Regions from separate parts of the Homo sapiens genome. Here region 1 is linked to region 2. Evidence: read pairs that join two places in POLR2A ChIA-PET (ENCODE). Cell type or tissue: OCI-LY7. All regions are shown on one strand. Each heading gives the region's core, and the rest is flanking DNA. Links, peaks and the distances in the headings are about the cores only.

What was found. ChIA-PET counts read pairs that join two places held together with the same protein. Peaks named below come from ENCODE experiments on the same cell type or tissue, not always from the same donor. Only the 100,000 strongest peaks of a DNase experiment are listed, where the experiment ranks them.
Region 1: POLR2A ChIA-PET joins it to region 2 with 6 read pairs; 2 of 35 experiments call an interaction of 5 or more read pairs at or near these places.

The regions. Positions count from the first base shown.
Region 1 is chr19:11,141,804-11,144,706 of GRCh38, forward strand. No RefSeq gene overlaps it. Among named protein-coding and RNA genes, the nearest start is that of SPC24, 13 kb to the right of the region's middle. RefSeq lists enhancers at 1-2,224, 1-692, 693-1,635. In OCI-LY7, for the core only: a CTCF peak has its summit at 385 (motif pointing left); a DNase peak (open chromatin) is centred at 1,638; H3K27ac peaks cover 1,817 bases.
Region 2 is chr19:10,891,738-10,894,640 of GRCh38, forward strand. All of the region lies in intron 1 of CARM1 (coactivator associated arginine methyltransferase 1), which reads left to right. Among named protein-coding and RNA genes, the nearest start is that of CARM1, 22 kb to the left of the region's middle. RefSeq lists an enhancer at 2,270-2,903. In OCI-LY7, for the core only: no CTCF peak of the experiment used is centred there; no DNase peak of the experiment used is centred there.

The sequences.
Region 1 (2,903 bases), core at 135-2,634, 250 kb after region 2:
GCCTAGGCAATAGAGTGAGACCCTGTCTCTAAAAAAAAAAAAAAAAAAATGGCTCAGCCATCCCAAGCTGCTCCCAGCTGCCTGCCCCTCTAGGTGGCCCCCACTACTGGCCTGAGGATGCACTTTATCCCCGCCAGGGCCTGAGGAGTCCTGGGGAAAGGTACCCAAGTCTAGTCCTCAGGAGAAGCCGCCCAGGGAGCACTAGGGCCCGAGGAAGGGTTCAACCTCGAGACTCCATAGCCCCTGGGCTCCCGTCCCCAGAAACACCAGTTACGAGCAGGGGGCTGGCCATGGTGTGAATTCATGACCTGCACACCTCTTGCCGTAATGACTAAGTGGCTAGAGCTTCAGGCTGCCCCACTGCTGCCCTCTGGAGCTCGAGCAGGTGCAGGTGTGGGTGCCCACCCTGGCTTGGCCTCTTCTCACCTGGGTGGCTTCGGACACAGGGTGGACTCCTCAAAGGGGCTGCTTCCCATCTGAGAAGCCAGCATAATCCTCCAGGGGCTACTGATATACACACGCTGCCCCTGGTCCTGAGTTAGATCACCCTGCCCCTAGGGAGGGCTTGGGGGCTTCACTGCTGAAGTTCAGACTCCAGGGTGGTCCTTGTCCTGTGTGCCTCAGTTTCCCCATCTGTAAAATGGATGGTCCTGGGGCTGAGCCTCAGTGCTGCAGGGACTAGTGTGGAACCCTGTGTCCTGGTGCCTGAAACCTTACTCCCACCTCAGCAGGGCTGGGCTGAGCCATCAGCAAGCCTCTGGCCGGCCTCCATCATTCAGGAAAGAGCCGGTGGCTGAAGGCACAGCTCTCAGAGGGAGAACAAACGGGGGCGGGGGTGGGATGGGGGCGGGGCCGGAGGCCACCGGCCTCAGGCTGTCCTGGGCATCCAGCCAGTGCTGGGCAGTGAGTCAGGGGCCAGGCATGTGGAGTGGGGCCTCTCCCAGCCCCGGAGATCAGGCACCTCCCGGAACCCGCCTGCTGGGCCCCCACCAGGCCGCGTTCCTCTCCCACTCGCTCTCCCCATAGAGGGGACCCTGGACCTGCCTGGGGGGGACGAGGATGGGGATGTGGCTGGTGGGCACAGGGCCTCTCTGAGCCCCGGCACAGGCCGCCTGATGGGACCGTCTCTTCCTTGGGGAAACTGAGGCCCAGGTTGCTGGGGTGGAGGGGATGTGGAGTGACAGGGCAGGGCAATGGCTCCTCGGCCCCCTCCGGGAACAAAGCCAGGTCATTCCTGTGGGGAGGGAGCGCCAACCCCAGGGTTGGGGGGGGCACGGGCCCTGGGTCAGGGGTACAGATAAGCCTGGGCTCCCAGAACCCTTGTCACAGCGGCACCCCTGCCCCATGCCTGCTTTCTCTCCAGGGCACTCAGAGCTGCAGTTTGCAGGACGAGAGGGAGACGTGCCCAATCCCCCCATCCCAGGACGCTCAGCCGTGCGTGGGCTGGGCCCACTCCACTCCCGGCGCCCACAGTTGCCCCAGTGAACCGGCCAGTGGAGGCATCCTGTCCCGTGTGCGGGAAAGGAATGACCGCCAAGGTGACAGCAGCGCTTAGCCAACCCTGGCGCTGACACCTGACTTGCAAACTGCTCCCTGCCTGAGGCTTCAAGGCAGGCGAGAGGCTTTGTGTGTGTGACTTCCTCCCCGAAGGGACACTGGCAACAGCTGGAGACATTTCCTGTTGTTAAGGCTGAGGGGGAGCTGCTGGCATTTGGTGGGTGGAGGCCAGGGATGACGTTAACTGTTCTACTACGCCCAGGACAGCCCCCAACACACACAACAGCCTGGCCCAATGTCACGAGAGCTGAGGTGGAACAGCCCTGTTCTGCTTCAGGTCTTCAGGTCTTTGGGGGTCAAGGATGCAAATAGAGGACTCTGCTCCCAATTCAGCTCACATAAAAGAACCGGCCGGGCGCTGTCGCTCATGCCTATAATCCCAGCGCTTTGGGAGGCCGAAGTGGGAGGATCGCTTGAGCCCAGGAGTTTGAGACCAGCCTGGGTAACATAGCAAGATCCCATTTCTACGAAAGTACAAAAATTACCTGGGCACGGTGGCATGCACCTGTAGTCCCAGCGGCTTGGGAGGCTGAGGTGGGAAGTTTGCTTGAGCCCAGGAGGTTGAGGCTGCAGTGAGCCGAGATCATGCCAGTGCACTCCAGCCTCGGCGACAGAGTTAGACTCTATCTCAAAAAAGAAAAAAGAGAGAAAACCCACCAACTTGGAAAATTAAAACAGCCCCAAGGGCATCTAGGAACAGTTAACTGCACATCTAAACCCAGGCCCGCCGTTCTTAGAAGCTCTGCAAGCTGCATGGACTGACTCCTGACATTTCAGGGCTAGACTCAAAAATCCCTTTAAAAAAATTTTGTTTCTGAGACGGAGTTTCACTCTTGTCCAAGCTGGAGTGGAATGGCACGATCTCGGCTCACTGCAACCTCCACCTCCTGGGTTCAAGTAAGTCTCCTGCCACAGCCTCCAGAGTAGCTGGGATTACAGGTGCCCGCCACCATGCCTGGCTAACTTGTATTTTTAGTAGAGATGGGGTTTCACCATGTTGGCCAGACTGGTCTTGAACTCCTGATGTCAGGTGACCCACCTGCCTTGGCCTCCCAATGTTGCTGGTACTACAGACATGAGCCACCATGCCTGGTCTCTTCTTTTTTTTTTTTTTTTTTTTTTTTGAGACAGTCTCGCTCTGTCGCCCAGGCTGGAGTGCAGTGGCTCGATCTCGGCTCACTGCGAACTCTGCCGCCTGCGTTCACGCCATTCTCCTGCCTCACTCAGCCTCCTGAGTAGCTGGGACTACAGGTGCCCACCATCATGCCCGGCTAACTTTTTGTATTTTTAGTAGAGATGGGGTTTCACCGTGTTAGCCTGGTCTCGATCTCCAGACCTTGTGATCC
Region 2 (2,903 bases), core at 96-2,595:
AGGGAGAAATTCAAGCCACTCAGGAGGGTGTAACATGAAAAGTCAGTCTCTCCTTCTCTCCGCACTGCCCGTGACCTGTGGTTTCTCAGGCACATACAAGCGCGCACGCATAAATCTCTCCTCCAACCTGCTGGGCTTCAAGTTATGCACGTTCACACAATGGCAAAGGAGGGTGCGGATTGAAAAGTATGACTTGCTTCCCGGAGGCAGCACTGAAGTCACTTTATTGTGTTTCCAGACAAGCCCCATGAATGCAGTGTGCACTGCCCCTCCTCCCTCTGTCCCTTCCCCGCCCATCTGTACACCTGTGGTGCGTAGGTTTTACACCACTCTGTGCCTTACGTTGTGGCTCGATCATTTAACATGTCAGTGTGTACCGATGGAAATTGATCTCTTTTAATTTGCCACATCTTCATTTATTCATTCTTTGATTAATTGATGGATATTTAGGTTTTCTGCTTTGGGGGCATTCAGATCCAGGTGTATCTCTGCAAGTAGAGCTTGTAGCATACATAAGGCCCTGCAAAGGGATTTCTGGGCCGGAAGTTTTTGATCAGTTGCTCAGACATAGTTCTGATGTGCTGGGGAAGTGCCCGTTCAGGGCCATGGCTGCAGGGCTCCTGGACACCCAGCTCCGGTGCTGGAGTGGGGTTGGGATTCGCCCAGAGGCCAGGGCTGCGCCAGAGGAGCCCAGGGTGACCTCATGGTCCTCAGATACCCGGGGCTGGGCAGCACAGTGGAACAGCTGCTCCAGAGCTTCTCCGAGGACGACATCGGAGGATCCGACTCAGGTTACGGCAGGAGAGGGAGGCCAGGCCGGGTTAGGGTTCTGGGGTTTGGGATTCTCTTCCGAGGCTGGCATTGATCTGTTGCTGATGATGGTAACAGCAGCTGCTCTTGTTTATGAAGTACTTAACACCTCCAGCTCCCTCCATTACCTAGGAATCCTCACTGCAGGGAGGGGTTTTCATCCCCATTTTGTGCCTATTTTATTTATATTATTTTATTTTTTGAGGCAGGGTTTTGCTCTTGTTGCCCAGGCTGGAGTGCTATGGCACGATTTCTGCTCACTGCAACCTCTGCCTCCTGGGTTGAAGTGATTCTGCTGCCTCAGCCTCTTGAGTAGCTGGGATTACAGGTGCCCGCCACCATGTCTGGCTAATTTTTTGTATTTTTCGGTAAAGATGGGGTTTCACCATGTTGGCCAGGCTGGTCTCAAACTCCTGACCTCAGGTGATCCACCCGCCTCAGCCTCCCAAAGTGGTGGGATTACAGGCGTGAGCCAACACTCCCGGCCCTGCCCATTTTATTTATTTATTTTTATTTTTATTTTTTTCAGATGGAGCTTTGCTCTTTTTGCCCAGGTTGGAGTGGAATGCAACCTCTGCCTCCCAGGTTCAAGTGATTCTCCTGCCTTAGCCTCCCGAGTTGCTGGGATTACAGGCATGTACCACCATGCCTGGCTAATTTTATATTTTGAGTAGAGACGGGGTTTCACCATGTTGGCCAGGCTGGTCTCGAGCTCCTGACCTCACATGATCCACCTGCTTCGGCCTCCCATAGTGCTGGGATTACAGGCGTGAGCCACTGCCCCCACTGTGCCTATTTTATTTCATTTTGAGACAGAGTCTTACTCTCTCCCCCAGGTTGGAGTGCAGTGGTGCGATCTCGGCTCACTGCAACCTCCACCTCCTGGCTTCAAGTGATTCTCCTGCCTCAGCCTCCTGAGTAGCTGGGACTACAGGCACCCGCTACCACGCCCGGCTAATTTTTTTTATTTTTAGTAGAGATAGGTTTTCACCGTGTTAGCCAGGATGGTCTCGATCTCCTGACCTTGTGACCCGCCTGCCTTGGCCTCCCAAAGGGCTGAGATTACAGGCGTGAGCCACCGCCCCCTGTCATTGTGCCCATTTTATAGATGGGGCTCCTGAGGCCAGGGGTGAAGGCAGGTGCTAGTTCGGGGGATCCAAGCCCTGCCAGACTCTGCTGCATGTGGGCTCTGACCTAGTGAAGTTCCAGGATGGTGCCCTGGGGCCGGGCTGTCAGGCCCTCCACGTGGGTTATGTCACCTCACCCTTTGGGATGTGTCAGGGTGGTGGTTGAACAGATGAGGAAGCCAAGGCCAGGGCTGGAGAACAGTGGGTTCGGCCCTGAACCCAGTCCCTCCTTGATAAACCTAAGTCCTCCTTGATGCCAAAGCCCATCCTTTCAGCCATCTCCCTGCTGGGTGACCCTAGGGTCATCTCTGCCGCCTCTTGGGCACATGGGTGCCAAGCCACACAGGAATGGGGGGAAGCTTCTGGTTCCCAGTTTGGAAACAAGGTCACCTCTGCCAGGGCAGTGGGGCCTGGCTCAGGTGTCGCCTCCTCCCGAGTCTGCCTGGAATCTGAATTGGGCCTGGTCCGCATGCATCAGCTTCCGTGCTTTCCCTCCTCTCAGCGCTTACTGCCAGTTCCTGTTGTCCGTCTCCTCACTGCCCTGCTGGGTGCTGTCTGCCTCCCACTGTGGACTCCCAGCATGGGAGGGCCGGGGGTGGCTCTCTGGTTCACCGCCAGGTCCTCTGTGCCTGCATGTGGTCCGGGCAGAGCAGGCTGAGCAGAGATGCCAGCTGAGTGGGCTTCAGAAAGCGTGTTTTTTTTTCCGTGCCTGTGGGATGGGAGTTGGCCACGGGGGGTCGGGGTGTCTCCCTCTTTTTACCTAACTCTCCTCCTTTGATCGGGAATATTTTCCTCTGGAAGGTGAAGAGCCCATGTTGTCTTTGGCAGCAGGAGGCGATTTAATACAAGACGTACCATTTGGACAACGGCTTCTACAGCTACCAGCTACTCCCCCGCCCCAGGTTTGCCGAGATAAATAGCTTTAATTATTCCTCCATTTGGTGGCTACAGTTGTGTTCCCCCTGG